Linked DNA regions of Mus musculus: all the other regions are linked to region 2. Evidence: chromatin loops called from intact Hi-C (ENCODE). Cell type or tissue: heart. All regions are shown on one strand. Each heading gives the region's core, and the rest is flanking DNA. Links, peaks and the distances in the headings are about the cores only.

The links. Hi-C counts contacts between places; a loop is a spot of excess contacts. Peaks named below come from ENCODE experiments on the same cell type or tissue, not always from the same donor. Only the 100,000 strongest peaks of a DNase experiment are listed, where the experiment ranks them.
Region 1: a loop joins it to region 2, with 2.8 times the contacts of the local background. A loop is called at or near these places in 4 of 42 quality-filtered maps.
Region 3: a loop joins it to region 2, with 2.4 times the contacts of the local background. A loop is called at or near these places in 4 of 42 quality-filtered maps.

What each region holds. Positions count from the first base shown.
Region 1 is chr4:105,310,910-105,321,995 of GRCm38, forward strand. It overlaps Gm40217 (a long non-coding RNA gene), which reads right to left and starts at 8,238. Exons shown (of 4, transcript XR_867967.1): 1 at 7,792-8,238; 2 at 4,567-4,676; 3 at 3,976-4,088; 4 at 1-127. In heart, for the core only: a CTCF peak has its summit at 6,170 (motif pointing left); DNase peaks (open chromatin) are centred at 5,802 and 6,122.
Region 2 is chr4:105,545,557-105,556,642 of GRCm38, forward strand. No RefSeq gene overlaps it. Among named protein-coding and RNA genes, the nearest start is that of Gm40217, 230 kb to the left of the region's middle. In heart, for the core only: a CTCF peak has its summit at 6,921 (motif pointing right); no DNase peak of the experiment used is centred there.
Region 3 is chr4:105,652,280-105,663,365 of GRCm38, forward strand. No RefSeq gene overlaps it. Among named protein-coding and RNA genes, the nearest start is that of Gm29922, 190 kb to the right of the region's middle. In heart, for the core only: no CTCF peak of the experiment used is centred there; a DNase peak (open chromatin) is centred at 6,582.

The sequences.
Region 1 (11,086 bases), core at 4,642-7,141, 240 kb before region 2:
GACAGGACTGGAGCAGGGCAGGTTGTGGAGCAGAGACAAGCATCCAATGTCTTCCCATAATGCAGTTGAGAGATGGCAGCAGCTCCAACCAAGGCTTGGTGGTGCAGAGACGTACATACTGAGGGAACTGAAGATGAGAGATGCCCTGTTTGATCTCAGCGAAAGAAGAGAATGTTCTGTGTCTGGTGCTCTGGTAGCTTTATTCTCTCTCTCTCTCACACCCCCCCCCCCCTCACCCCCAAGGCCATATTGCATGTGTGTGTGTGTGTGTGTGTGTGTGCGCACATGCTCTCGAGTGTGTTATTTTATTTGTGAATTTCATGTATGAGTACTGTATTTACATAATTTCCACCCCTCTCTGTCCCCCTTCCAACTCCCCTGCCCTAACTCACCCTCAAGTTCCTGACGGATTCTTTAGTTGTTGTCCCATACACACACATACATGTGTACACAATATGCAACCTACTGAGTCCATGTAGTGTTGCTGGTAGCTACACATACATAGGGCTGACCACTTGGGACTGCATAACCTGCCAGTGAGCTGGTTTCTGGAGAGAGCTGATTCCCCCAGTAGCTACTGATGGCCTATAGTGCTTCATCTAGGGTCGAGGCCTTGTGAGGCTTCCTGGTTTGAGCTTTGCACGTCAATTGGTCTGATCATTAGTCAAGATTTGTTTGGGTAGCCATATTGCTGAGTTTTCATGGGCCCAGCTGATCCTGAGATGTAAGTAATTTGTACAAATGGCAACAGCAGGATTCAAACCCAGGTCTATCTGTCTCCAAACCTAAAAACAGTGCCATCCAGACTTCCACCGTTGCTTCAACCTGCGTGTCTAAGTCAATTCCAACAAGTTTTTGCTTCTCATGTTTAAATCAAGGTCCTCCATGTTTTACCTATTCTGAAGCGTTTAGAGTGTCACTATGTAGCCCTGGGTAGACTAGACAAGACTGGCCTGGAACTCACAGAGACACCTCTGCCTCCCAAAGATATGATTAAAGATATGAGCCACCATGGCCAGAAATTCTGAAGGATCGAAGTGAAGCAAAAACGTAGACAGAAAAAAGTCACTGGGTTTATAGTCAACATGTACCTCCGTCTGCCAAAATCCCAGCCACCTCCTCTCTGGGATTTTACTTTTGTTCTTTTAGCATCTTAATACATTATCGATTGATTGATTGGGTGGTTGGTTGATTGATTGTGGAGGCATGTGTGCAGTGAGCTGTGGCATTCATGTGGCGGTTAAAGGACAACTTGAGGTGTCAGTTCTCTCCTTCCACCATGTATATTCCAGAGACCACACTCCGGTTGTCAGTGACTCTGCCCACTGAACCATCTCGCGGGCCCTATAAAGGTCAAAGTTATAAGGCAGCCTTTCTCAGTACCTTTTTCCTCAATTGCCTGTTTAATAGCTTTAGTTTATCATTGCCTCCCACTAGCTTGCAAGCGTCTTAAGAGCACAGATAGTTTCTTAGAACTGTAATAGTCTCAGTACTTAGTTGGGGGATAATAAACATTAATTAGATTTTGGCTGCATGATTGAAAAGTGCAGGATTGCATGAATCACAATGATGGCTCTGTTTGATTTGCTATTAAGTGCTTATTGAGATGGCGCTTAATATATGAGTGTTATCTCACTCCAACTTTGTTTTGTTTATTTTGACAATTGAACCCAGAGTCCTACACACGCTAAGCACATGCCCTGCACATGCTAAGCACATGCCCTGCACATGGTAAGCACACGCCCTGCCCTTCAGCCACATGCACAGCCATGCACATTGCCCCTTTCTGTAACAGCGTTCTTTCTCCTTTCATCCTGTGAGATCATGAAGACTCCGAGTGCCTCCCCTCTCGCCCCCCGGGAGACAAGAGCCTGTGTGACTCAACAGAGTGCTCCTTAGCCGATCCCTCCAGGTCCCTTGGCACAGATTATATTCTCCTTCCATCCTGCTTTAATCACCAGAGCCCCCAGTCCTCATCAAGCTCCCCGCCCTGTCTCAAACCAGTGCTTAAATGACACCAGTCTCTCAGAAGAAACAATGTAATTTTTCTGACCCTGGCTCACTCCTGCCTTTACAAATGTGAGATACTCAACAGGATCTTAGCAAGCTGTATCAGAAGACAGAACTGTACAACAAAGGCTGTGGACAATTGTGTTCCCATTTCCCTGCCTTTTTTTTTTTTTTTTTTTTTTTTGTGCTTTGTGGAATTGCTCTCCCAAAATATTCCCAATGCTTTATTTACTTAGACTTCAGGTTTATTTTGGGCTGAACTTTCCTGGAGCTGCGTCTTAGGATGTGCTTCGTATCCTGCTGCATTGCCATGTGACTTCAGCTCATCCAGGGAGGACCCGGGGCCCAGAGGATGTCAACCTCCTCTCTGTGCAGCCGAGACAGAGATGACCAACTCAACAGCTCAGCTGGAAATGTGTCCCAGAGGAAAGCCTTTGTGTCCTAGTCACCAAAACTATGCACAATAGCAGACACAAACCTTGTCAACTTTATCAGTTCTGTGTGCCAGGGACTCTGACGTGGCACAGTTTCCAGTGTCTTAGTGATCTGTGACTATAAGTAACTCAGACACTGAAAGACTCAAGTGGCCAGCCAGTGCTGGGAATTTTCTCATGTCAGGAAATTTTGGTGGTGAGGCATGCTAGACGCTTAGCAACTGGAGCACTGCGGGGAAGAAAGTCAGCCAGGCAGGAAGGGAGTGTGGGAACAGACAGGAAGATGACATGCGGCATGCTTTCGTGCTGGACAGCTCTATGTGGAGTCCCTCCTCCTCATAGCCTCAGTTTCCTAACTGGCAAACAGAGGTGATGAGAGCAGGGCACACAGCATGGGCTCTGGGTGCCAAGTCTCATGCCCTTCCCAACCCGTGTCTAGGGGAGGTGAACTGAGGCTTACCCAGTCTGTGCTGGGTCTACTTTGTGGATCTGAGGATGTTAGTGAACCATCAAAGCTGGGACTTGGAGTTCAAGGACTCTAAGGATATTGGAAAAGGACCACTCAGAGTTAGCAGCTCATTCAAGCATTCTGGATTCACACTGGGTCATAGTGTAATGTAGTGTAATGAAGTGCTGGGGGTCTCCAGAAGAACCCAGGGTATACCCGTGAGTCCATTACTGAACTAGCAAGTTTACAACTCCTAAGGTGCTATTTGCACTTTTTCTTTTTGGCAGTGGGTAGGGAAGCAGGGGATGGGGAGAAAGGGGTAGAATGGGGGAGAAGAAGGGGCAGTCAAAAGCAATCAAAGATAAAACCACTGTTTTATTTTGAATCAAAGTTGTGATCCTGTCCTGGAGAGATAGTTTAAGGGTGTGTTCTGCTCTACCGAGAGCCCCAGCTTGGCTCCCAGCACCCATGTAGGGCCATCCCAACCATCTGTAACTACAATTCAAGGTGATCTGGTACCCTCTACTGGACTCTGTGGGCACCTGTAGTCACGTGAGCACAAACCCACATGCACACAGAAATTTTATGTATTATTTTAAAAAAATCCTTAAAAAAATGTACTGGTAGAAAAATGTCTCTAGACGGAACACTTCATATGCTATCACTGCCTTTCAACTCCTGAACTGTGCAACAATCTCTGTGACAAAATAGCTATGACCTGGAAAGTGTCCTTTGAAGGACAGTGGCAGTCTGATGACAAAAGCTGAGCAGAGTGTTTGAGGTGGGAGCTGAACTACATGACTTTATCTGAGTGCCATTTTCCCTTGGCTTGGAAATGGCTTGGAGTGGCTTGGAGCTAGCTACAACACTGTGCTTATTGATCCTTGGGTAGTTGGCGGGGGGGGGGGCAGCGGGGGAGGGAGGCGGGAGAGAAGGAGGGAGGGAGGGAGGGAGGAAGGGAGGGAGGGAGGGAGGGAGAGGAGAGTCTTCTGAAGGCTCCTATGTGAAAGGTTTGGTCCCCAGCCTATGCACTATTGGAAGGCAATGGTACCCTCAAGAGGTGGGACTTAGCAGGGGTCTTACCGTCACTGGACACACTTGACAAGGATATAAGATCACAAGCCCTCTTCTCCCCCTCTTTTCTCAGCTGGGGTACATGTCTCGTCCCACCATGATAATGTGGCCTCTCCACAGACCTAAAGATAATGGAACTCTTAGATCGTAAACTAAAACTTGCAAGATTTTGTGTCCAAATAATCATTTTGTTACTGCCTAATGATTTATAGCAAATTTTCACTATAGTGATGGAAAATTACCATAAAAGACCAAAACGGGGTTGGATGCTTTTCTCCAGCTTTTTTATAAGATTGCCAATGCCCTCTAAAGGCTTAGCTGCTTAATGCTGAAGCATCCGGAGGCTAAGTTTCAACACGAACTTTGGAAGGGACACAAACATGCAAACCACAGCTATCAGTTTCAGATTCCACTCTGCAGCAAGCTTTTAAGAAACCAGCACTTGTCACATTTTGGTGGACTATCCAAGGGGAATATTTGCACGTAGGAGTAGTCCACTCACACCCCTCCCTTTCCTATTCCGGTTCTGTGTGAGGCCAAACTTTTTCACACAGTTCAACCAAATAACAAATCCCTATGGACAGAATTAACATGAGATACCAGAATCTGTTTTGCTTGCTGGTTAGTCGGATCCTGGGCAGGGGATATATAGACTTCAGTGGTAGAGCACTTGCTCAAAATGTGCAAGGCTCTGAGTTCAATCTGTATTACTATAAGAAAGAAAAAGAAAAAATAGTCAGATGTTGAAGATATCTGTAAACACGTGAGACGATGCAATCTTTCTTAAGAATTTTTATGTAGTTTTTAAATGTATAACTATCATTTAGATTGACATGTAATAGATTAGTCATGTATAATTTAATTAATATATAATCTTTCTAAATTATAATTTATAATATAGTAAGCATTACTAGATACGACACATTCTTTGGAATAATCAGGCTTTGTTTCATTATGTTTTAAATTTATTACATGCATGTACGTATGTATGTTTGTATGCATGTATGTACGTTCCTCAAAGCATGTGTGGAGGCCAGAAGACAAATTACAGGTCTTGGTTTTCTCCTTCTACTTGTGGGTCCTGGGGACAAACTCAGGTCATGCGGCTGGGTGACAAGCACCTTTACTCCCCGACCGTCTTGAAATCTCACTTTTAAAAAAGGTTCGTTTTTATTTTATGCGTATGACACTTTTCCTGCATATATGTAAGTGCACTTTGTGTGTGCCTGACACTCGTGGAGGTCTCAAGTTGCCACCAGATGCCCTGGACCTGGAGTTAGGGATGGTGTGAAGACATAAAGATTCTGGGAACTGAACTCTACTCCTCTGCAAGAGCAGCACAGGCCCTCAACCACGGAGCCACCTGCCTCTCCAGCTCCATGCTTTTTCCATGCTTTTTGTGTCCCAGTCGCATGTAGCCTAGGCTGGCTTTGAATTCACCATATGCCTAAGGCTAGCCTTAGGCTTCCAGCCTTACCTCCAAGTGCTGGAATTGCGGGTGTGCACCACCACATTGGGCTTTTAGGTTATTTTGAAGAGCACAAAATTTCATTCCAAATATAGTTTTGGTTATTTACAGCTTGTGCTTAGACAAATTACCTTTTCTGTGCTCCACTTCCTTCACTTGTTAAACAGAGATTATTTTACTCAAGCTCTTGAGACAGGTTATGAAGACCAAATGGAGATTCATGTCTATGAAGTGTTGAGAACAGCTGCTGGCCTCTTGCAAGCCTGTATTGGTCGTACAGTGCATTGGTTATAATAATACAGCAGAATCACGTGATGACCTGCTTCCTCCAGGCTGAGAGGCTGCCAAAGCCGGGCCTCCGTGTGTTTCCTCTCTGGTTTCTAACACTTCACGAAATATTTACTAGGCAGTCAGAAAATTTGGTAAATGAGTTAGAAGCTGGGAAAAGGCACAGCAACTTCTAGCTGGGTTTCTGATAGAGAATCAGATTTATGGATGAGGAGGTCTAATTCCAAAGACTGAGTCTGTAAGGTGGGGCGGAGTGTGACAGAGGTGTGGAAGCTGCGGGCAGGAAGTGGTTTGAGGTATGTGGGGAGAGAGAGGAGAGCCCTGGGTGGTTGCGGTAAGTTTTAATGGGGGGTGTGTTCCATCAACCCTGTGATACCCATTATCTAATGGGGTGGTGCGACAGGCTGCGTGGGCACAAGGGTAGAGACCGGCTCCACCTACCGGTGGGGTTGGGTAACACAACTGGCCTTTTTTACCTTGACTTGTAGTGGGGGATGTCTGTCTGTCTCTTTAGATCTGATCTAAAGTTACTAAGATAGGGGTGTTTAACACAAGTCTCTGATAGTTGTTTTCACTGTTGGATATTGAAACTAGGGGCACTGTGTATGCTTGGAAGTGCTCTACCACTGAGCCACACCCCCAGCTCCTCTACAGATTTTTCAGATCTACATTCTACACGAATAGGGTCGCATTCAGCCGTCACACGTGTAGACTCTCACGCCGAAGTGATTTTGAACATGTAGGAAGGAAAGAGAAAGCATTATTCAGGGTGTGCTCTGGGCCACGCTGCGGTTATGCTTCACCCTGTAAGTGCCCCAACCACCTTGTAAGAAAAGGAATTTCTCAATCCAGGCTTGGGCATATGTAGTGTCTAAAGGATCGGTGGCCTAACTGGGATTTGAATTCACATCTGGGCAAATATCACACAGGCTACCCTTGGAAAAACAAACTATTCTATTTGTTATTATTTACATAATGTACACTTAGTGTGCACAAATGAGAAGCATTTTTTATTAGATATTTTCTTTATTTACATTTCAAATGTTATCCCCTTCCCTAGTTCCCCTCAGAAAATTCTCTATCTCCTCCCCCTCCGCCTGCTCCCCAACCTACCCACTCCTGCTTCTTGGCCCTAGCATTCCCCTATACTGGGGCATAGAGCCTTCACAGGACCAAGGGCCTCTCCTCCCATTGATGGCTGACTAGGCCATCCTCTGCTACATATGCAGCTAGAGCCATGAGACCCACCATGTGTTTTCTTTGATTGGTGGTTTAGTTCCAAGAAGCTCTGGAGGTACTGGTTAGTTCATATTGTTGTTCCTCCTATGGGGCTGCAAACCCCTTTAGCTCTTTGGGTACTTTCTCTAGCTCTTTCGTTGGGGACCCTGTGCTCTGTCCAATGGATGGCTGTGAGCATCCACTTCTGTATTTGCCAGGAGAAACTTTTTTAAAAAAAGACAAAAACACCCCCCCCCCAAAAAAAAACTGAGGAGCAGGTGAAAAGGGAAAGGTACCCATACATTCACCCACTCAGACACAAGACCATGCTAACAATGTCTGGCCTTTTGCAGCATCTCCTTCAGAATTTTCTAGGCATAGTTTTGCAGCCAACATTCTTGTCCAACAATGTATCAGGAATCGTTTTTTGTTATATGAACCATACTGTTTATTTACCAATCTTATCTTTTAAATATTTAGTTTACATGTAGCTTTTCACTAATATAAAAAAATTACAATAAACATTTTTGAGGTTTGATCTTTGAGTATGGCTTATTTCCTTAGGAGAAAATCCTGCAAAAATTGGATTGATGATAAAATGCAGTTTAACTCTAAAGACATTTCAGATTAATGTATTGTCAAACCGTCACCCCCCGCCAGGGATGCTGCAAATTACTTTTTAAATGCCAGAGTTGAACCCAAGCACACAGCAGGCAAATGCTCTACCACTGAGCAACATCCCCAAGCCAAGTTATAACATTTTAAATTCTTACCAGCAGTGCAAATAATCCTGATTTTGTATCCCTGCCAACCTGTTTATTGTTATTAAATCCATGCACTTTATATTTTACCTTCTTATTTCTTGGATCCAGTTCATGTAATGGACTGTGCTGACATATGGAAACTCATGACCTGTTAGTTCTCCAAGGTGACCATCTGCATTTCTGGTCTGAGATGGGCTGGAAACCTGGCCAGTGGGCCTTGTAGGTCTGCGTTTGACTAGGCAGTGGGTACTTATCCACAGGTTTTGGTTAGAATGGCCCAACAGAGGGCCATTTCTTAGGCTATACCTGACGAAGTGTCTTCCAGGGACTGGGCTGAGAAGGTTAGTCAGAAAGCTGGTGCCAGCAAGCCCACCAGCAGTTGTCCTGTCTTCTGTGGTAGTAGCTCCAGGAAGAATTGTGAGAGAAACAGAGTTGAAATGTCAAAAAAAAAAAGCACTTGTAGTGAGTCATGTTTGATTCAAAGATCTGAAGCAGTTCAGCTGCCAGAGTCTCCTGGTTTGATGCATCTCCCCTGCTGAACTCTTCATAATGGACTTTAGACTTAAAACAGCTTTGTGAGTAGGCGTACTTAGCAGAGGGACTCAGGGGTAGACTATGCACATAAGATTGAAGGGCTCTCAGAAGCTAACTCACTAGCGTGTGAACCAAGGTTGCAGGGACTCTTTCACAAGCACACACTTGATCTTTCCCTGAAAGTAGATGGACCTACTGAAACCAAGAGGTAGACTATATGGTAAGCGTGGAATAATGCAAATGAAGAAAGAAGGATAGAAAGAACATTTAATGACACTGGCATTAGACATCTCAACCACCATATGTTAGGGACAGTTCTATAAGTTGGCTGGATATACTACTAGGTATTAAGTGATATCTTCTATATGCCTAGTGCATCCGGGTTGGGACTTGTGACCTGTTCTTCAAAAGACCATGATTAGCCAACTCATGGGTAGGAAGAATCATCTCTCTCTAGAAATACCAACAGCCAATTGAAAAAATACAGGTTTCTCTGCCTGGGAGTCCCTCTCTGTTCCCCCAAGATTTGCCTCTGCTCTAATCCACTGATCTGAAAGGGCAGGTGGAATGCAGCCGTGGCACTTTGGAGTTATTTCTGATGTCTTCTTTTTGTCTCTTAGCATTCCCACTCAGCCAGCTGAGAGCTTTTGGGGTGGAGCTGAGAGTCTAGGCTTAACAAGATTGAAAGCCTAATTCAAGAAGAGCTGGAGACAGGGCAGGATGCTGAAGTACTTCTGATAGAGCACCATGTACCCTGTGTTGAAGCTGGGAGCACCACTGGGTGGCCCAGAATCTCAACTGACTCTTTCTCCAAATTCTAGCTGCTTATTATCAGGGCTTCTCCATATCCTATATCCAAATATAAATAAAGTGTGAGAAGGTCACATTTCCAGAACTAGAAGGCTTTTGTGGTAGTAGACTGACAAGGAGTGAAGCTGAGCCCTGTCCACGATTTCCTGTCTGCTGGATGGTCTCTCGTCTGTGAATTTCTTATGCATCATCTACCTGGTTTATGAAATACCTGCAGGCAGCTAACTTTCAAAACAATAAGATGACATACATTTCCAGCAAGCCATGTGGTAAAGAGAAACTAGGAAAGAAGGAAAATAGCCATGGGCATGCCAGGAAAGCATTTCAAACATGCTATCAGTCTTCACACTAGCACAAGTTTTTCTAGCCATCAAGAACAGATGTGTTGGGCTGGAGAGATGGTTCAGCTGTTAAGAGCAAGCACTGACTGCTCTTCCAGAGGTCCTGAGTTCAATTCCCAGCAACAACATGGTAGCTCACAAATGTCTGTCATGGGATCTGATGTCCTCTTCTGGTGTGTCTAAAGACAGCTACAGTATACTCATATTAAAAACAACAACAACAACAACAACCAAAACCAAAACCAGATGTGTTGTGTGAAAACTCCTCTTCCAAACCCACTCCACGTAACTATTCTTCCCTAAGCTGACTCTCTTCATTATTGAAGTCATAAAACTCCATCCTCCAAAACTTGAGGTTACTAGAGGTAGAGACTGGAGTATATGATTGTTTTATGTTGGAAGCTTGAGACTTCCAGGGTTGCTTGGGAATCAGAGATAGCTGGGTTCCACCCATGATCTATATGGAAGCTGTAAGATCTTGGAAAGTTGTGAAGCTTCAAGACCTCAGTAAGTTGTTGAGAAGATTCAAGGGAGAATTGTGGCTTTTATGGGAGAGGAACCTGGGGGCCAGGAAAGGTGTAATCTATCTGGTCTTTTACTTGTTAAACATCTGACAGATCTATTATCTGCTCAAGTATATAGACTCGTGGCAAAGAAGGCTTAGAAGAAATAATGACTTGCCAAATACCCATAGTCTTGCAAATGCCTGATAACTTTTTCTCTTGCTGACTTGATTCTTTGACTCCACACACCATTCAACTTGTTGCTGGAGATGTTTGCTTTCATAAGGAGTCAAGTAAAAGGAGATGTCATCTGGTGACGAAGGCAAGCAATTACCTGTATGTCCACAGGCTAGATCTGACCTTTGCTTCCTGGGTCCTCTCTGGGTGGTGTTGAGCCCAGATGCCTTACTGCAGTGAACCTTGAGATGAATTTGCAGCCAAAGTCTAAGGGGATGCAGCTGAGGACCCAGCATTGCTGAGCAGCAGAGGGTCCCTCATTCTTGGAAGAAATCCTGGAACCCTTTCTATGGAACCTTCTGGAAGGGAGGGAAGTGGAAGGGAAGCCAGACTGCAGGAGAGTGTATTGTGGAACAGGGGGAAGACCTGTGTGTATGTGTGTGTGTGTGTGTGTGTGTGTGTGTGTGTGTGTGTGTGTGTGTGCAACAGTGTGAGAAACCCTGTGTGATATGGGTAGGTTTGGTGCTAGGGTGGCCTCTAGGGCAAGTGAAGTTCCTTCGGAAATAGATACACATTCGAGCTCAGGATCTCTCGGGGCTGGTGAGTGTGTGGGTTCAAATTAGGGAGGTATTAAGGCTTTGGGTTCTCAATAGCTGCTAGCTATTTTCCACTTGCATGGAATACAGGCTGGATTTTCAGGAATGCTGTCTGGTACTGTGTCCTGGCACACGGTGCCAGGGGTACTGAAAGCCTGATTTGAATATAGGAAGACCTAGGAAGGAGCTGATGGAACAGGTTTTGTGAAGTGGCATACATTTAAACCAGCTACCTTGAAACTTCTAAAAGCTTTTTTTTTTTTTTTTTTTTTTTTTTTTTTTGTCTTCATGGTGCAGAGGTTTCCAGCTATGCACCTTAGTAAAGGCCATTTGTGAATCTTCATTTTATCTGAAGTGAGGATGGGTGGAGCTCACTTTGACCCACAGTTTGTATCTTCTTTGAGACAACCAGGCTTTTCAG
Region 2 (11,086 bases), core at 5,453-7,952:
CTTTAATGCTGGAGAAAGAGAAGAAGCCAGAAGATAAGGTCAGATTGCTAGAGTTAGTTTGAGGCCAAGCAGAGTAATTCGGGAGAGGCCAAGAGTGAGAAGCCAGATTGAATTACTCAGCTTGGAAAGGAGTTTGAGCCAGAACAGCTGAGTTGAATCAGCCAGAAAGTTCAGAAAGAACTAGGATGGGGTCAGCTTATTCAGCAGTAATTCTCAGAGGCTGAAAACATTCTAGGCCTAGAGAAGATTGTGTGGAGGCTAGAAGCCTCCAGGCCTACGTCTAGGTTAACAAATGGAGCCTTGGAGACAACAATTAATTCAGGAGAATAAAAGAAATTTTTACATAATCCAGCTGCTTTAAACTTCTATAATTTTTCCTCAGGCCTTTGTTAGTTCTTTGAGTAAATGTTTTCAAAGATATGTCCCTTGGGTACCTTGCTTGGCACTGGGCACAGGCATTGCCTAGGACACTGTGTCAGTAGTGTTACATGTTTGAATTCTGTTTAAACTCCATTTGACTACTGAAGGAAGTGAGTTTTGATTTCAATTTATTTATAGGAGGCCAATGCACTACCTACTGCTCCTATCAAGCTGTACTTAAAAGTATGCACTTTCAATGATAGAAATCAAATACCAATGATGTCTGCTCACTCTTCAGATCCAGTCTTCATCTTTTGTGCCCCAAGAGGGTGGATTCAAGAGCCTGTGTTTTATCCTGTGGTGTTCAGCCAATGCAAATGGCTGGCAACTTAGTGATTGACTGAAAGATTGGCTTCTCTACATACATCCCTCACTGCTCTGTGGAGCTTGCTTTTCCTGCTTCCTACTCTCTGAGCACCTGTGTCCCATGACTGTTCTAGCTGCTGCTCCAGTTTGTCCCTCTTTTGCTTCTCAAAGCAGTAATGGCTCTTTCAAATGCTGCTTGTATATAACTGTTTTATTGTTACTGTTGTATAGATGTTTCCCAATTTTATTTATTTATTTTCAGAATTATAAGATAATTGGTTTTTTTGTGTTTTATTACTTCTTTGAGAATTTCATACATTGTAGTTTGGTCACATTCACCTTTTGCTATCTCCTCCCAGATCTATCGTCTGTTACACACACACACATACAACTTTGTGTTCTTATTTATTTATTTATTTATTTATTCAAAGCTAATTAAAACATTGTTTGGGGGGCAGTTTCTACACTACTGTCTAGTTCTTATTTATTAATGTATTCAATGCAGCCACCGACTCTAATTGGTGCTGCCCATCTATTCCTGTGTGTGGTACACAGACTCTATCCTATTTTTCACCTTAAATAGTCCATTAATCATTTTAATTGCTTGGGCATCATAATCATTCTTTTAAATTACTGGATAGTGTTCCTTTGAGACTTATTTAAGATTTTTCTCCATTACAATTGACTCTTTTCCACATTTTGGATGCACTTATAACACATTCCAGGAAGTATAATCTTTGGCATAGTAAGTGGCATATTTGGGTATGACCTCATACGTGGATTATTATACTGATTAGGCCAGAAATCTAATTCTCAAGGAATCAAGTTAAAGGAAATGAATAGTTTGTGACTCTCACTCTTATTCCCAAATTTCAAAATCAGGAATTTTATTTCAAAAGATAATCAGTTGTTGTACTGGCTTGTTTTGTGTCAACTTGACACAGCTGGAGTTATCACAGAGAAAGGAGCTTCAGTTGAGGAAATGCCTCCATGAGATCCAACTGTAAGGCATTTTCTCAATTAGAGATCAAGGGGGAAAGGCCCCTTGTGGGTGGGACCATCTCTGGGCTGGTAGTCTTGGTTCTATAAGAGAGCAGGCTGAGCAAGCCAGGAGCAAGCCAGTAAAGAACATCCCTCCATGGCCTCTGCATCAGCTCCTGCTTCCTGACCTGCTTAAGTTCAAGTCCTGACTTCCTTGGTGATGAACAGCAGTATGGAAGTGTAAGCCGAATAAACCCTTTCCTCCCCAACTTGCTTCTTGGTCATGATGTTTGTGCAGGAATAGAAACCCTAACTAAAACAGTCGTATTCTTTAAAGAACATATTTTAAATATGTACAGTTATTTTCCCATTCTTGTTCCATATAGTTTTTACTTCCTATTTACTTTCCTATCCATTCCATCAACTTTTTTTGGATTCAGTGCTGACCTTGCTTTTATAGCTAAGACATCATTATTACATTAACTTTCACAGAATATTGGCTATTCTAAAGTGTTAGGCAACATTAGTGCATATTTAACTGACAATTAATATGTCAGTCTTGCTATTTTCTATTAGTTCATTGAGAATTTCATGCAGCATGCTTTTATCATCTCCACACTCCCTCCCCAAGATCTATAAAGATCAAGGCCAATTTGAGATGCCCAAATATTCTTCAGTTTGTGGCTTTCCACTGGAGTGTGGTCAAATCATTAGGATATATTCTTCTAGCTGGGACACCTTGTCTGGCCTCAGAGGGAGAGGAGGCTGCATCTAGCCTGGAAGAGACTTGATGTGCCAGGGAGAGGCAATACCCTGAGGGGCTCCTACCTGCTCAGAGAAGAGGGGAAGGGGAACTGGGGGAAGGGTTTTGGGAGAGGGTAGCCAGAAGGGGGCCAATGAGTAGAATGTAAAGTGAATAAGTAAAATAAAAAATAAGTTCCCTTGGTCATGGTGTGTCTTCACAACAATGAAACGCTAAGACAACACTGTATACTTTAGGTATACAATATGAACAAATCAAGCTGATTTCCTCACAAGTCTCAGGGATCACTGCCTAAGAATGGGTGGAGAGGATAGAAGAGATAGTTTGATGGTGAACTACAAGAAAGTGCCTTTTCTGGTCCCAGAAGTCCAGTTACATATACGAAATCACAGCAGTATGCTTGTTATTGTCAACATCTTGTGTCCTGTGGGATCTTTAAAATTAATTTTTCATTTTAAAATATTACATGGTCATTATACTTATCTTCCTTAAGTGAGATTTTTCTTTATAATTATTGAAGAAATTGTATCACCAGGTACCTGAAGCTGTGATCCTCCTGGCTCAGCCTCTTGGATACTGGAATTAGAGGCTTATGCCACACTATTCAGCAGGGATCTGAGTTTTTAGTGGCCCCTTAATTTTTGATCTTGACTGTGAGGGGTGTGTTCTTGCTTTCATTCGACTTGTGTTCTTAGCATGGTCCAGCCCTGGGAAGCCACCAGGATATCTGATTGTTTCTTGGGATGCTTTATTTTACCATACTTTACATATGGAGAGCTTTGGAAAAGGTGCCGACTGGCACAGCTCACTCCCCTCTTTGTATAAGCACACATTCCCATGCTCTCTGCTGCCTACTGCCTGCGTGAAGCACTTCTGAGGTGGAGGTTTTGGTGACCGTGCCTTAGAACTCTTTGTTTGATTACCACTTTATTATGATTGCCTTCCCGTCTCCAAATACTATCTAAATATTATGACGAGAAGTAAAAAATAAAACAAAAATATGGACAGATGAAAGAGGAAAACCCACCACCCATTCTTCTTTCTCCGGGAACAAGAGAACAAAACAGTTCTGGGTTTGCATAATTGACAGCAACTGTACACACACACTAGCACGATAAGAGACCAATGTCTACTGTCTCCACAAGGCCTGGATACCTGTGCTAGCTTTGCTTGTACCCAAGGCAAAGTATATGGAAGCCGAAGGGAACTAGGTTCCTTGGCTGAGACAAGAGGATGTTTTTCCTTTGAATTATTCAATGATGCTGAGCCTGTGGAGTTAACGCTTTTGTCTTTTTGGTTTCCACACACTGCCTTTGTAGGTTTCATCTCATAGGTAGGAAATGGAACTTTCCGAAAGTTGGCCCGTGTGTGTGAGATCCTTCAAGTCTGTTGCAATCTCGGGTTATCCATATATGTGAATGTGTGTATCCTCAGTTTATAGATGGATTTGTAGATTAGGGCCAATCATGAAGTTAAACATGGGATCTCCGGTCTTCAACTACCAAGATGTTTCTAGGAGAGTAGATAAAGAAGACTCTTCAAAGGATGGGCTTAAAACAAGCCAGAAAGTCTACAATAGGTGCTTAGCACCTCTGTAAGGTCTGGATGCAAGGCACATAGGTCAACACTGTGGATGTGACATCAGAAGTCCTGGTTTCCAAATGAAATTCTGGTTATCCCTTTGACTTTGGGCTGGTCCCTTGTACTCTCTGAGCTTAAGATATTTCTCCTATGATGGAGACAGAGATGAAATCATTCATTCTCCATTAGGGTATGTTGGTATTTGGGAGCATTTCTTCTGTCAGAGTGGTCATAGGTAGCTACATGAAACATAGGTAACAGAGGAGAACAGCCTGGATATGAACTGCTTCCCTGTGAATATCGCTAAGCTAGGCTGTGGTGCTGGGAGCTCTTATCACCTCCTCTTCCACGAGAGTCCTTGAACAGTGAACACCTTCCATGCACAGTCCTGGGGACATGTTTGTGTGTGAACGTGATGTGCAGGCATTGAACTGAATTCAAAAGAATGTTTCAGGTTTGCTCTTGGCAGAGTCCTCTTTTCCCTGTTCTCTAATGAAGGACTGGAAGGCCAAGGGAGGCCTCGCATGGCTCTTCTTGGCTGTTGTCTCCTTCTTTAAACAATGGCTGGATGCATTCTGAGGAAACAAGAGGAAACATATGGATTGAATTTCCCCTAAGCACACTGCAGCTAAGAGAGGGTTGGAGGCTGTCAGGAGAGGGAGTGGCGTGTGTGTGTGTGTGTGTGTGTGTGTGTGTGTGTGTGTGTGTAAGCTTTGGCACAGCAGGCCAGGAAATCTAGTGAAACCAGAGTATCAAGCGAAGCGGGCAGGAGGGTCCATTAGCAATGGCCAGGTGTACTTTACACTAGCCACACTGGAGCAGGCCTTTACAGAAGGTCTGTGGCATCTAAGATATGTATGATAGGATGTGAAGAAGAGACAGTTATTGCATTATGCAGAGGAGTGCACGATTTTGCATCCTCAAGGGTCTGAATGTCAAGGGATCCTTCCTGAGGAAGTTGGGTCTAACTCTGTCCTGTACCTCCTGCAGTGGGACTGACAGTTTGGGACTCAAGTAGGTTTAATCAAAACAGAATTAAACAATGTGAGTGAGTCCTACTTCTGTTCCAAATTACTCAGGAGAGGTAATGGGACTCTCGATGCCATATGTGCAGATGGCAACCTAGGGGACAAGGAAGGGGAGGGTGGGATTGTGCCTCTGCTGTCATGTGGGCTATGTTTTCTCTCACATGACTGACTCTGCTGTCTCTTTGCTGCCTGGGCTCCCAGCTACATGAGACCTAAGCTTACAAGCTCACAATCTCTTAGGACTGACAAGCCACACAAAGTTCCTCTGTCATAAATGCATGATAATTGAGAAGGACCTGAATATAGTAAGTCCTACAAATTGAGAGTAAATTCCTGACTGTTGGTATGGTTCATTCTGAGTACTCACCATCCATTCCCCCTGGGGAGCCATGAGCCCCCTTCCCGCAACCTTCTTCTAAATGAATCTCTTCAGTCTATGTTTGCCACTAGCAACAGTAAGGGAAGTTCCCACCTCATTCTTGGCCCCCAGATTACCGACCTGGCTTGATATTTTATTGACAATTTTCCATCTCTTCTGGACTGGGTTTTGGATTGGTGCTCCATGGGGGAAGAAATGGTTCTACTGGGCTCAGCCTTCCTTTGTAGCTACTATTCTGTTTTATTCTGGCTTTATGCTCAAGTTTTTGAGCCTAGTTTTCTTCATCTATCACATGCAGGGACTGTATGAAACCAGTGGCTACTACTAGTTTCCACGGGCAGTGGTGATTTTGTTCTTTAGGATCACTCATGCTTGCAAGACTGAATACAGGCATCCAGTGGGCAGGAACCAGAGATGTGGCTGAACACATCCGCAGACTATCTCATCACCAATGAGTTCATCAGTTTTGACGTGCCCTATTGTTGCTTCTTTGTACAGTCTGTTCTTTCTCATTCAGAAAGACTTGATGGGTTTTCCTCAAAACATCTGCATAGTATTTATCTCTTTGTAATTACTGATGAGCTACTTCAAAGGGCAGAAAGTAGGTGAACTTAGGAATGAAATGATCGAGTAGATGTATGTAGAACGAAATGATCATAATAGCAGAGCCCTACTCAGTTCTGAGTTATCTACTAGTGTATATGGGTAACATGGATTCCATGAGAAGAGATCGCTGGACAAAGGTCCTCAGTAAAACTTTCTTCAATTGGATAGAATGTTTAATCTAATGCCTGACTTCTGTACTGAAAGAAGTTTACTCAACAGCTTCACTGATGAACTAGAGATGCCAAGAAATATTTGATAGCAGAACTAACGTTTCTCCTTGTCTTTCTTGATGCCCAGAACGGTACCTGGCATGTATTAGACAATCAGTATATAGATTTCACTGATTTGAAAATCAATTTTATTTAGCTATTGTAAGAGTTAAGGTTCTAAAACAGGTATGAGGACAACTAAACTTTCTGTCTACAGTAAGATTAAACCATAGCCAAGATGCCCAAGGTATTAAAAAGAATGCCAGACAACATCCCTTAAATTTTAATCTTGGCAGCTAGTTCGCATCTGTCTTCCCCTTTCCAGGATATCCCTCTTTATTGTACTGTCCAAATCATGGAACTCTTAAAATATGCAGTTGGCTTAACACTGAGCAAGCCGTTTCCTTTCTTTTTGATAAATATTCCAGATTTTGAAAGAACACCTCTAAGAACCGATTTTACAATGAGATTTAAGAAAGGATGTCTATAAAAAGTAAATGTTTTTAATGTCCCTTGGATGACTTAGGAGCCTATGTTTTTTTTTGAAAAGCCTTGGTGAACACAGACCCTGGGAAATATCTTAAATACAATGGTTACAGGTACTTCAAGTGGCATCAGAAATGTGAAGAGTTCACTTGCTATAGTACCTCCCGCACACCAGAGGGCACTGTGCAGATTGTAATTATTTTTTCTTCATAGAGACTAAAGGTTGAACAATGGGATTGGCAGTCTTCCCCCACAAGGATCTGATAGTGTATCAACCTCTACACACCATCTAACATCTGTTGCAAAGCATTCAATTCTGTTATAGTAGGAAACAGCTGTAGATTCTATATGCTGACATGACTGTGTTTTAATAAAACTTTATTTATAGACACTGGACTATGAATTGTACACAGGTGTCACAAACAGTAGTGTTACTTTTAACATTTAAAAATTTAAAAAACATTTTCTGTTCACAGGTTTTAAAAAGTAAGCAGGACAGGGGGATATGTGAAATATAGTTTACTGATCCCAGGACCAGTTAATTATAATAAGAATAATAGTAACAATAGCAATTTACTACTATGTGGTAAGTACTATATACTTTTTATAATCTATTTTTCAAGTGATAAACGAAGACTTAGAATGTTCATTTGGGGAGTGGTACAAAGTTAGTAAATAGATGAGCTGAAATTTGATTACCTAATCTGCTGATCTCAAGCTCTGGCTCCCTTGTCAATGGCCTAGTCTCTCATCAAAAGCATGCAGTTTCATACTAATCTGTTATTGAATGACTCATGGTTAAGATCTGCAAGCTTGAGGACCGGGCATATGTCTCAATGGGTAAAAGTATTTGCTATACAAGTCTGATGTCTGGGTTTGATTCCTAGAATTCACATGGGAAAAGTTGAGAAGTGACTCCTACAATTTGTTCTATGTGCTCACCATGGCAAGTTCATACCTGTTCTCTCTCTCTCTCTCTCTCTCTCTCTCTCTCTCTCTCTCTCTCTCTCTCTCACACACACACATACACACGCATACACACACGCACATGCACACATGTGCAAACACACACATGCACCATATATCCACATAGTAATAATTAATATAAATTAAGTTAATAAAAATAAGAAAGACTTCCAGGCTTGGTAAAGAGAACACTGCTAAGAATTAAGAGACTTGAGTCTTGGCCTTACACATGCCAATAACTCTGTTCTTCAATGATCTTGTGTGTGTGGGGGGTGTTCTTTAATTTTCTGAGTCTAGTTTCCCTATCTATCACATGCAGGGACTGTATGAAACCAGTGGTCACCACTAGTTTCCTTGGGCAGTGGTGATTTTCTTCTTTAGGATCACTCATGCCTGCAGGACTGAGTACAGGCATCCAGTGGGCAGAAACCAGAGATGTGGCTGATCATCCCACAGTGTGTCCAACAGCCACACGTGGTGGATAATTCTGTCAACTTGACAGCTCACTAGTGAGATCTACCTTTAGATATGTCTGCCAGAACCTTTCCAGAGAGGATTAGCTAAGCAGTCAAACACTGCTCCCAGGCCCCTCTTCATGTGGGCAGCAGCACCCCACAAGCTGATGCTAGCATCTTAGGCTGTACACAAAGGGAGAACAAGAAAGCCTGCTGAATGCCAGCACTGCCTCCCTTCATCCTTTCCCACTGGAATGTAAGAAACCCAGCTGTCTCCTGCTGCTGCCACCAAGGATCAGATAGGATCACCTCCATACCTTCCCTGCCTTGATGGATCAGAATTCTTCAAACTGTAAGCCCAAATAAATCTTTCCTCTCTAAGTGGTTTCTTGTTAAGTGTTTGGTCACCTAACAAAAGCTCACCCCCTAACCAAGAACTGTTGTAAAACAACACTAGTGTTCATGTTGTGAAACCAAGACTTGGTCCTTCCACTTCCAGAAATCTGAGTCTTTAGAATTGTTTTTCCAGAAATTTATCTAAAATTCAAATGACTTCTTGTTTCTGAATCACACGTTCCTCCTTTGTGAAACAAAACAAAACAAACAAACAAAAAAAAAAACTAAACAGCGTAACCCTGAAGATTCTTTTGGCTTTAAAAGTATCAAGCCTGTGATTAACAGGGGAGTAGTGAAAATAAATGCTATGGTTTTAAATCTAAGATAATGCAAGTCATTTTACATTTTTGTCTGATTAAAACCAGTGCTGAGCAAGTCCTTAATCCCCACAGGAGAAGTTTGCAAACTTGAAGCCTGTCGTGAACTGAACCCAGTCTACAGATTCTTTTATTTATTGTTATTATTTTTATGGCCAATAGTGTATGTTAAAATTTTGTGAATTAGGGGCCAACAATGAAAGATGGAGTATATCCAGTAAAAATACAGACTTTCAACCTTCCTTCCTTCCTTCCTTCCTTCCTTCCTTCCTTCCTTCCTTCCTTCCTTCCTTTCTTTCTTTCTTTCTTTCTTTCTTTCTTTCTTTCTTTCTTTTGCCGGAAGACCTATAAACTCTGGCCTTCATTTTTGCATGACAGTGGTTAGGTCAAACTAAGAAAAGCTGTCTTCTAAATTCCCAGATCACCAGAGATCTTGCCTCACAGGTTTGGATCCCACCTGATTACTTTTCATTTGTTTCTATCACCTACCTGAGTGACCCCTCTACCAAGAGATTTACTATTTGTATTCTACAATCAACAGTGAGCATGTGGAATACCCAGAAACGCACTCCCTAAGCACTTAGAATTGTGTAATCTCAAAATAAAATAAATGACGTTAAGTGTGTGAGTTGAGTCCAAGCAGCCAAGGGGAGGTCAGAGTAGAGAGAGAAGGCTTTTCGATGCCTGTGTGAAACAAAGTGCTGAGATTTAATGACAGTGTGAGGCAATGGTGTTCTGTGTCTGCCAACTAGCGAATTGTGGTCCCGAGCTAGCTTATTGGGAGTGCAGTGAGCTGATGGGGCACTGGCCAGTCCCATTCTCACTGATGTACATGTACGTCTGAATCATCACACTTGTTTCCTGGAACAACATTTCATGTGCTGCTTTAACGAGGATTTGGACAATAGATTCATGAGATGACTTGGAATAGCTTCCCGTGAGTGAGATTCCAAATCTGGAGCCGTTGATTCTGGAGAACAGATGACTTGGGAGGTAAGGAGGGGCTCCCCCCAGATACTGGCAGCACTGTCTTGAGGGAGAACAGGTAAGCATCATGCCTTCCCACATCTCCTCAGGCTTGCCTTGAGCTCATTGTATAGCCTGATACCCACTGAAATTCTCTAGTCTCCCAGTGTTGGAATATTAGGTGTGTGCCACCATACCTTAACTTAGATGGGAAGCTTGGACTGTTGCCTGGCTGTATCTTACTATTTAGAAAACTGGATCTTCTATGCAGGTCAACATTCCAAGGGGGATGTATAGCTCTGTTGTGTTCGTTAAGAACCCACATATGTGCACATTTAGGCCCAGCTTCCCTTTTTGCTACTGTGAGCTCTTGTTGACGACTTACCTCCTCACAGCGGTACTCTCTTATTTGTAGATAATGGGGGTGTCACTCTTCTGTTATGGTTATTGTAAACACTAAAGAAGACATTTTATGTAAATGTACTTGTCTCTGGGCTTCTCAGCACTATTGACATTTTAGGTTAGGTATCTTACTCTTGTGGGAGGCTGATTTGTGTATTATGGTATGCTCTGTCCTCTTCCACATAGCGGTGACAATAGAAATTATCTACACACTTGCCAAATATCTGTTGGAGACACAATTTCCCTCTCATTGAGAGAAATTAACTTGTTTTTAGCTGACAGCTGGTGCCAAATGCTGGATATGCAAGTGAGGCCATCTGAGACCTGCAGTCAGTCAGTTTCCTGGCAGAATGCACACATATGAATGAGCCTGCCAAAACAAAACAAAACAAAACAAAAAACCAAAAAACAAAACAGAAAAAAAACACCAAAACACCAAAAGAACCATCTGCATAAAACTGTGAATCTTAGATGTCATTTATTATACCACGTTCACATTCGTTCTCCCTTCCTGCTGTCCTGGCCATGTTTCTTCTTCCATTTGCTTCTCCAGTTATTTCTCCATTCTGCTTTCTTATTACATCAATGCCTTTACTCTACTTCCTGACTCTCTTAAGATCTCTTCCTTCTCTCTCATTATCCCCTATCTGGAATCATGACCTAAAACAACACACATATATAAATATACATATATATAAATATATACATATAAATACATACATATATACATATGTCTATAAGTAATACAAATGTAAAGACACACACACACACACACACACACACACACACAACTTTAAGTCTAGGTTCTACCTAATCAGAGAAAAG
Region 3 (11,086 bases), core at 5,105-7,604, 110 kb after region 2:
TTACTATCTATCTCAATCTTTCATTTTCCATTTATCTATCATCTCCATCTGTGTCTGTCTGTCTGTCTGTCTATGAGATGATAGGAAGCAGGCTGAGGTAATCATGAAATATCCTAATCCTATAAAGATGAGGGACTGGGGCTGGAGGGCAATGGGAGGAACCACACTGACATATTGAGATGAGGGAGAGAGAGAGAGAAAGAGGGACAGGTTGGGGGTGGGGGGATTTGACACTAGCTTGAGTTGCCCAGTGGTAGGCCACAATGCCAGGGGATGCCAGGGGCAGGGTTGTTGTGGTCACAGTATCTCTTCCCAACAATAGAAACCCTAACTAAGAGAAGGCCCAATACTTAGAGACTAAAATTTGGACGTAGAGTGGCAGAGTACATGAGACTGAGTCAGCTTTTTCTTAAAGAAAGCCAAACAAATAGTAATCCCAAAGACGTTATTAAACTAGACTGGAATGTAGTCTCCCCAACCCATCTCTACCTGCTGTATGGAGACTCATTAGTAGTTAAAGAGTCATGAAAGCTCAGGAGAAAATGAACTACATTTTGTGCACATATGCACCACAGTATAATTCTACAAAACCCCCATAGGCAAAATGCGAACCACAATGCTTACCTGGTAACACAAGTGATTTATTGTCTATACTATAAAGAAGAAATGAGAAGGAATTACTTTCCATACCAGCTTATGTTCTATCATTTGTGCCTACTGGTGATCTGGATCCATGTAAAGAAAGTCTATCACCCTTGAGACAGCAGAAGAAGGAGAGGTGGTCACATCTCTCCCTAGCCAGACTGATACAGTTCCTACCTCACAAGATCCCCCTTCCTCCACTCATTTCTGTTACCATAACACCTCATTGCTCTTTTTCACAGAGCCTTACAACACTGTGATTCTTATATGTTTACTGTTTATCTCTCAGAAATCAACAGGTCTGATTTGTTTAAAACTCAGCTATATATATTTTGAATCAGATCATGACCTCCCTGGGACCTTAGAAACTCAAATTTTATATCCCCAAATGTAGGAGCATTTTTAATCAAAAGGAAGAAAAATAATTACTACCCACTTATATAATGGAAGCCGAGGAGCCAGAGTGGGCTGTGGGCTAGTACTAATTTAATTTTACATTTAAAATTCCATGAATTATTAATATTGTATTAAATACCAGCTTTGACATATTTATAAATCAGGATTCAAATATATGTTCTGTTCAATTTTTAACATATGAACTATACTAACACTACATACATACACACAGACAGACAGACATCACACAGAGATAAATCCATTTCTGTTTTCTAATGAAATGAAAGGAAAGAAAGAGCTATCCAAAGACTCAGCCTTGCTTTCACTGTGATAAGCTTTGCCAGATCTTCCTTGATTATTGGCGGTGTGTATGTGGAAAGTGGTTCACGAAGCTTCTTTTCCCTTAGAGATCATGGTAACATATAAAAAAATCAGTTTCGTAACAAATCTCCAGAGCATTGGATCAAGCATATATGTTACAGTTTGAATGCTGATGTTGCTCTGAATCAGTGTGTTGGTACATAATACTCAATGTTGATGGAATGAAGAAGTTTGTTCTTTGGGAGGTGATCAAATGCATTTTAAGAACTCATTTTTTTTCCCATGACTGAGTTCTGAGAGCCTTTATAAAATGCCCTTGCTGGCTCCGCCATTATGTGGGGGCAGCAAGAAGGAACAATCTTTGAAGCAGAGAGCAAGAACTAGATCCTGAACCTATCAGCATCTTCACCTTCGATTTCACAGATTTGAGAGCCATGAGCAATACATTCCCACTGCTTATAAATTACCCTGTAGAAGGTACTTCATTGCAGCAACCCAAAGGAGCTGAGATGATGTATATGCTTGTATACTTATGTGTTTGCATAGGTATGTGTTTTGGTACATAGAAACCAGCATCTATACTCACTACACACATGTTCTACAGGAAAAGTTGTGGTCATGAAGTCAATGGCCTAAAGTTCCTAAAGATGTAAAGTCCACCTATTCTGTTTTAGATTTGAGGGTGCTAAAGTCAAGAGAGACTTTTTGGATAGGAGACAGCCTCTTAGTGCCCAGACTTCAATTCTCATGAAAGTCCTTGACTTTGAGTTAAAAGGTCTTCATAGGACCTGGGCTGTCTTCTGTAAGTGTGTCATCTGTCTGGCTGGGAACTGGGTCTACATGTCCAACCTGGACACTCTTAAAAGACGTGGAGAGACTCTGTTTCTTGCATCCCATCAGTAAGAGGGTTCTTTTCACACCTCATGCACTCAGGAGACTTTTCCCCATGGTCCCCTCTGAGCCTCATTGTTAGTACAACAGGAAATTGGAAAGGCTCATGCCAAGATTGCTGTGCTCAAATTATAAAGCCAGATAGCTGCTAATACAGAGTGTCTGTGCTGAGAGGAGAGGAAATGAGAGATGAGGGATAGGGAAGGAGGGAAAGAGGAAGAGGAGAGGGAAGAGAGAAAGAATGAGAGGGGAAGGTGAAGATAGAGAGTTCTAAAGGAAGTGAGGAAATAAGCTAAGAAAAAGTTCATTTAAAATTAATTCATAAAATAATTAATAAAAATACTTAACTAATTTAAAATAAGTTCATTTTAAGATAGTATATGAGTTACATTACTAGAATGTTCATCGTAGATGTTTATGGAAGAGGGTAGGGTCAGAGGAAAGTTTAGAACTAGAAACAGGAAGCAGATAGGCAGAACAGGAGGTTGGACCATGACAGGACCAGAAGCAGATTCTGTATGCTCGGACTGAGGGGACATAATGGAGATGGAGTTTTACACTGTCCTGGCAGTGAGAAGGGCAGGGAAATCTGAGGAAAGCAAAGGTTGCAAGCCTTCCCTGGGCAAGGCTTTGTGAGTGGAGGTGGTGTTAGTGTGGGAAGGTGGGTCTCCTTTAAAGCAGTGGTTCTCTGCATATGTAGCAGAGGATTCCCTAGTTGGCCTGGGAAGAGAGGCCCCTTGGTCTTGCAAACTTTATATGCCCCAGTACAGGGGAATACCAGGACCAAGAAGTGGGAGTGGATGGGTAGGGGAGCAGGGCAGGGGGCGGGCGGTATAGGGAACTTTTGGGATAGCATTGGAAATGTAAATAAAGAAAATATTGAATAATAAAGCAGTGGTTCTCAACCTGTGGGTCATGACCTTCTTGGGGTTGAACAACCCTTTCACAGAGCTCACCTTAGACCATTGGAAAACAAAAATATTTGCATTACAATTCATAACAGTAGCAAAATTATAGTTATGAAGTAGCAATGAAAAATGTTATGGTTGGGGGTCACAACATGAGGAACTGCATTAAAGGGTTGCAAAATTAGGAAGGTTGAGACCCACTGTTTTAAAGGGTAGCTCAGAGAGCATCTTGGAAATGGTTGAGCCTGAAGAAGCTCAGAAGTCATTGCAGAATGAATTTTATCCTCTGAAACATGTAGGGTGAAGACTTAAGCTTGGATGTGACTGTAGTAGAGACAGAGTCTTCAGAAAACAATTAAGTCAAAATGGGTCATTGGACTTGACACCTAATCAGATAGGGCCACTGGCCTTAAAGAGACAGCCTCCCCCTCCTCCTCATTTCTCTCCCTCTCCCTCTCCTTCTCCTTCTCCCTTTCACCTGTGCCCTGTGACTCCCATCTTCACTGAAGTTTTTACAGAGAGAAATGGCACACGTTGAACCTGTATCTTCTGACTTGATCCTGTGCTGTCTTCAACCAACAAAGCTGCTCTCAGAAGAAGTTCATATTCAGGGTTACTGCTTGTCAGAATTTATTTGAAAAAACCAAAAACAATGCTTTTTTTTTTCTTCAGTGCTCCGTGTGATCATAGCCAGGAATTTTTGGCAAAGATTTTTATCATCACAGTGTGTTCTGTCTACTAATGGGCCAAGGGGCCAGTGGAACACAACACCCATCCACAGAGCATGGGGTGGGAGGGAGGAATGAGAGGAGGAGTGAGCAAAGGTCTTTGGAAACTGGGACGCCACGTGAGCCATTGGAAGTTAACACTAAACAGAGAGGACTGTCAAAGTCCTGGCACTGACAAGAAATCTAATACTGGAGCTTCAAGGCAGAGCAACTTAGAAGTTCAGGGCAAGAAAAATAAAAAATGACATCTGATACAGGGAAATGTCTTTGACCTGGACAATAAAATGAAATTAGCCTGCAGTGTATGTAGAGGATGGGGGCCTTTAAAGAAAGAGAGTTTTGGCAACGCTAAGTGACTTAGCTTTATGTAATGGAAAAACTTAACTACATTCTGGTGCAAATACTGTAAGCTCTGAGTCTAGGGTGACAGTTTCAAAATGCCTTTATTAAATACCCGTTCATTGAGGCAGTGGCCAGTTTCACCAAGTGTCCTCATGTAGACATTTCCTCCTGTCACTTGTCCTTCCTCCCTAGAGTCACTTCCTAAATTAATTTTGTCTCTGGTCCCATTCTGGGGATCTCTGATTAAGGTAGCTGCCTACAAAGTGGTCCCAGGTCGTGTTGGTTGGATGGTGTTTCTGAGTGTTCATTTCTAGACCAGTGGTCCTCAACCTTCCTACTGCTGCGACCCTTTAATACAGTTCCTCACGCTGTGGTGATTCCCCCCACACACCATAGAATTATTTTCGTTGCTACTTCATAACTGTAATTTTGCTACTGTTATGATTGTTACATAGTATTTTTGGAGATAGAGGGTTGCTAAAAAGGTCACGGTCCCCAGGTTGAGAAAACCATGTTCTGGACTCTTATCGTCAACATCCTAACTTCCAATTTGGAGCATACTTCTATCAAGAGACACTGGAAGATTTCCACTAAGCTTCAAACTGTGTTTCCATTTTGTCACAAGCACCCTTTATCATTCACCAACAGACAAAGACCTCAGTTTATCCTGATGAGGATAACGGACTCTGGATATGTAGAGGCACCAGGCTTGTTGCTATAGAGTGGAAACAAGGCACAATATACCAGAAACCTAGGGGATTCACCAAAGTGATCCTTGATACTTCCATGCATGGTCACAATAGTCACAAGGCAAGAGTCACCAAGGTTTATGCATTAAAGGCAACAAGCTCTCCTATCCCTCTAGGATGAGGTCCACCAAGAATGCACCCATGTATTGGCTAGGTATGAGGAAATCGTTAGAGATGTTGGAGATGGAAGTGTGGATTTTGGCCGTGGGAGTTCTGGTAAGATGAAGGGTTGCTTTTCTTCAATGGGATGAGCTCCTTTTGTTGAGTTCCTCTGTGCACTTCCTTGGCTGTATGCCACTCTTTCTTCTAGAAGTCACTTGGAAGTGAAGTACCTACACATGAGCTTCTGCTTCTGCACATGTGGGGAATCTATGTAGAGGAAAGTACAGCTGGGTATGCTCTCAGTTGCGCTGAGTAATCATTTTTGCAATGACACTTCAAAGTAGTAATATGTTGTTAGATTTCTATTCTGACACAACCTTTTAGTGAGGACCCTTGAAATTTTCCCACTACTATATGCCAAGGTGAGTGATCAATTCCCAGTCTTCCATATGAGTTGTGAATATTTTTGTCCTTTTGTTACTTTTAAATTATTTTTTAATTATATCTTATATTTAAAATAGACTTTATACATCTTAATATATGTAGAAATATAATTTGTATATAATATATAAATTTATTTTATATATTTATATGTATATAATATGTACATAAATATATAAACTTACGATATATTACATGCATATTTTATAAATATATTTATGTACTTTAATAACATATGTTATATATCTTGTATTTAAACATTTTAGTACAGGAACAGTTAAGAATATAAAACTAAATGTACTAAAATAAGAGACACTAGTTCACCAGAATTTTAATCATGTTGAAAGTTATCTAAAGTAGAATATTGAGTAAAAATGTATTGATACTACAACATGAAAAACAGAACATATGGTATATAAGAATGACTACAATTATAAAAATTACTGACAAGATGGGAGATGCTGCTAGTATTATAGCTGGGAGCTAGAGGGCAGAAATATATTTACGCTTTTATCTAATACTTAAAATAATGTAAAAACAGATATAAAAAGAATATAAAAACACAAGTAAGTTAAATGTACAGTTTCTGGTATTGAAAACCTGATGTAATTGAAATTTCATTGTGCTTGTCTTTTCTACCCAGTTGGGAACATACAGGGCTTTGTTCTTTCATTTGGGAAAAGTCACACTTTATTAATAATAACAACTTACTCTCTCAGGAGATCTGGGAGCAAAGGCACCCGGCTTTGGAATGCTGGGCCCTGCCCCTGCCTTCAAGACGTCTGAGAACGTTTCCTTGGAAGTTCCAGGATCAGTGAGTTTGCCTCCTTTCAATGGTTTCCTCAAACACATGTAACTTACTAAAGCTTAAAGACTTACATTTGTAAAAGCCATTAGTGTCGATTAATGCAGACAAATGATTGAGATTGGGACACTGGGAGGTGCAGCTCCACACCTTGCACCATTTATAGGCAGGAAATGAGGAACAATTAGGTTAGTGAGGCTAAAAGGCACCCACCCCCCAGCCCTGCCTGCATGAGGTCAGATTCAGGAAGGTTCCATGGGAGTGTAATGGGAGAAGGGGCGGGGCTGAGTAGGCAGATGGGATCAACAGGCAACAGTGATGGCCAAAGCAGATTTCTCTGCAAGTTATTTCATATCCCACATCACTGACAATAATAAGGACGAGTTTGGTTTTTTGTGGCCCTCTATGTATGCTTTTAGCTGTCTTGGGAAAACACCCATTCATCTTTATATAATTATTTTAATTTTTATTTGTTATTATCATCATTATTATTGTATGTTATATGATGTGTGTGTGTGAGTGTGTGTGTTCATGCCACAATTTATATGTGGAGGTTAGAAGACAATTTTACATAGATAGTTTGGTTTTCTCTTTCCACTTTTATGTAGGTTCCAGGAATCAAACTCAGGTCATCAGAAGTGTACAACAAGTACTTCATCCTCTGAGCCCCTTTGATTCCCCCAATTCCTCAGCAAGAAATATTTTCTGAGCACATAGTTGGTTCAAGGAATCTAATGTTAAATGGGTGTGTAGTTGTTTTCTCATGGAAGTCAATTTAGCCAGTTTTAAAGTTATGAGGCAGTGAATGGAGCCTATGGGACCCATGGAAAGCTACCAAAACCCAGTCTTGGGTGTGATAGAATTGGAAGTGAAGTCTAAGATAAGACAGGATAGATAAGTGAAAATGCCCATTCAAAAGATGAGAGAACTCATTTAGAATCGAAGCACCTAGACATATCACCAAGGAATAAAGAAGACATCAATTCTAGCTCTTAGGAGAAAATAACACAATGGAATTTTCTTTTAGTAAGAACAAGGAACAGCCCACTTAAATGCTTTTCTTAAACTTTTTGTTTCAATGTTTATGGAAAGGAACCTTATTTTTTAATCTTTTATTTAAATGCCCCGGAAATAGATGATTTTTAATTCTCTCAATAAAGTTCAACCAACTATACACAATCAGACAACTTCAGGGACATTTACTAAGCTATAGAGTGACTTTTTCTATTGTTGTGAGAAAGCACTATGACCAAGGAAACTCATAGAAAGAAGGGTTTGTCTGAACTTATGATTCTTGGGGAATAAGAGTTCTTATCACAGCACCAAGGAGCAGGCTGGAGCAGGATACTGGGGCCAACATCTTGAACTGTGATCAGGAAGCAGAGAATAAACCGAGAACAGTTTAAAGTTTTGAAATCTCAAAACCCACTTCTGGTAACATACTTCCTCCACCAAGGCCACACCCCCTAAGTCTTCCAAAACAATGCCATCAATCAAAGACCAAGTATTCAAATGCCAGAGTCTATGATATTTAATTATGTATCATGCAAACCACCATAGGACACATACTTAATCTGCAAGCTTCAAGGACTCACAGTCTGGTGAAGAGATTTAAGACCATATGCAAAGCAGAAATTCTCAAATTGTGTTCTCCAAGATAAAAATAAGACACTTCTTCAGATTTAATATAGTATTTAAGTATAATGAGGTTATTGTACTAGCCCTACAAAGTATACATATTTGAATAGTATCTTACTTCATGAGGCAAGGGCAGGGCCATCCTTAGCAACAAACTTCAGGTAACACAGCATCACATCCTACAGCTCCATTGTGAATTCTGTTTTGACTGCAATGCTTCATTAGAAGGGCACACTATCCCTGCTGTAAGTTTTCTTTCCTCCTTTAATGAGCTCTGTTAGATCCAACATTATATCCATCAATCATTTAATATGAATGACCTCTTAGTTTGATACTTAATATTATATCTGAAAGGGAAAACTTGATAATACTTCGATGCATATGTCAGATTAGATACCTGTTTAAAGCAGTCTTATCAAGGGTGGAACACAACAATTATTAATTCCAAAGTATGGAACAATGATGAAATATTTGGATGCATATAAAGCCACTGAGAACCCAAGTACTGATGATGCAGCATTACCCCCTTTATATGGAACAACCTTTTAGTTAGCATCCATCAATCTTGGCTAGGTAGCATTTGGCACTAGATGATTTGATTATCCATGAGAACATGAGAAGCTGGAGATCATGTGTGTGTGTGTGTGTGTGTGTGTGTGTGTTCACAATAAGTAGTTTTCAACGTACACTATATGAAGCAATCACCATCTTCAGATTGGATCTTCTACAAGCCAAAAGTTTATAATTGTGGTCTTCATAGCACTAACTAAATTAAAGTTGCTGAGCCCATTCCCAAGAAAGTCATGCATAGAGCTCATTTAATCCCTGCAAGAAATCTTTGGAAGCCAAGATGACAATGGCGCTGGTTTCACAAATGACAATGAGATACAGAGACAATAAGGAATTTTTCCTAAGTAGCCAAGTGACAGAGCCAGTGTGGCTCAACAAATGTACAAATATTTGTTTTCCTATAGATGCTCTTCTGCTTAAAATGGATTACATCTCAATAAACCCACACAAGTAGATAATATAAATAAGACTGTATGCAAGTTACTGAACACCAAAGATTAGCTGTATTATATAATAGAAAGTGCTGGTAGCTCATCTTAATGATGGTGTGACCTACTGAAGCCAAGGTTCATTGCAGCTGCCCAGCATCACAAAAACATCTCATACCACATATATCTAGCTAAGGAGAAGATAAATATTCAAATGTCAAAGTGCAGATTATACTAAATACATCATTCTCACACCATTGTAAAACTAAAATCTATTGCTTTGAACTGTAAGTCAGGGACCATTGAAGGTCATAAAGGAGAGTGAGCTAGAGGGGCAGAGATCAGTAAAAATGATTTTGAGGAAGTGACCTTTGATCTGGGTTTTGGAAAAATAAGAAAGCCTTAGACAAAAGGATTTGAAATTAGAGGGTCACAGATAAAGTGGGGGGAGGGGAGCACGGGTGGTAATGAACTGAGATGAAATCTAACAGTGCCCCAGAATAGAAATATAGCTCACTTTTCTGGAGCCAAGGCGTAATATGTGTGGAAGGTGGAAGTATAGAAAATTCTTTAGACCACAATCCAGACACAACCAACAGGTAGTAGTGTGGTTTATCTCTGATGAGGCCAGAAAAAGCCTGTGTTTGCATTCTCTCTGCGCTGTAAAGAAAAATACAGGGGACAGCTGGCAAGCACACAGGCGAGAGGGAAGGAGCTTAATTTCCTGTCCTATCAACATTCACTGACTTGCAGAGAAGGAATTCCAGTTGGAAATTCCAGATGTTCTCATATAAAAGCAGGGGTTGAGGAGATGTATGTAATCATACGGTGCCTATAAAACAAGTTGAAAATTGGAAGCTCTGGAGGTATAGAATCAAAAGGAGCATTTGAAATCAATTGGCCCGAAGGAACCCTGCACATCTCTCCCAGCTCTTCTGAAGGGTTCTTACCCCCCAAAACAAACAACAACAACAAAAACAAAATAAAACAAAACAAAACCAACCAACAAATCAACAACCAACCAACCAACCAACCAAACAAACAAACAAACAAAAACCCTTACTACTACATCCAAAGCACAAAGGCAGCATTCTCTAATAAGAAAAGGGCTTTCCTCATTGTTCCTTCTGCAGACCACTCATCATACTCACTAAACAATTTGCTTTCCCACTTTCGTCTCCATACCCATACAATAGATATTACTTGTTATTTCAATTATATTATAGTTGATGTATAATTTCGTAAGATGTAGATATAGAAATGTGAGTAGCCTTAGAAGTGTAAACCCCTCATCCATTCTCTCTGGAGTATAATTTCACTGTGGCTTGTTGCTTTATTTAGTTTTTCTGGGATCTGACCATCGCCTCGGTCCATTCTCCTTTAAGCCACATCCTAATCTCTTCTTCCTTCCAATACGTCCTGTGAAAGTCCACCCAAATACAGTAAGGTTAGACGTGCAAACAGGCAGCATGGACTGGGTGAGAAGGACAATGGGTTTGAGTGGGGAATCAATCCTCAATGTCAGTTGTAATTACCAATCGTGGAATGAGTGGCCTCGGGCACATCACTTCACCTATTTGAGTCTCAACATCACCGTGTGGAAACAAAAGAGAGAAAGAATGAGATGAGATGGTACTGTCGTCTTGGCATATGGTACGTACATCTTGAATGATGGGAAAGAAAAGGAGAAAGCCACCCAATTCTTGGCTGCTATGGGATGACGAAAGCAATGGGTACTACAAGGATGGGCTCTCTGCGGCTTTAGCAGGTAAAGCTTGAGCATTGGTTTGTAATCTTGTTAATAAAATGGCATGAGCCAGCCAGGGGCTCCTTGATGCAAAGAAGAACTCTTGCTTTGTTTGCCACCACATCTCCCACTTCCCATGTCTGCCATATCTGCATCTTCACTACAGGAAACACTGCTCTTCTGCATCTGCCTTTGTTCCTTTACTATACCGCTGGGCTGAAAGGCAAGCCTTACTTTGACAGTGTCAGTTCCTGTATTCTCCCATATCACCCGCCTTAGTGCTGTGCATTAGTATGCTCTCCCAAGGGGCTTAACCCACTTAGAGAGTAGATAAAGAAACTGCTTAGAGTTTGAAAAAACACACACACACACATACAC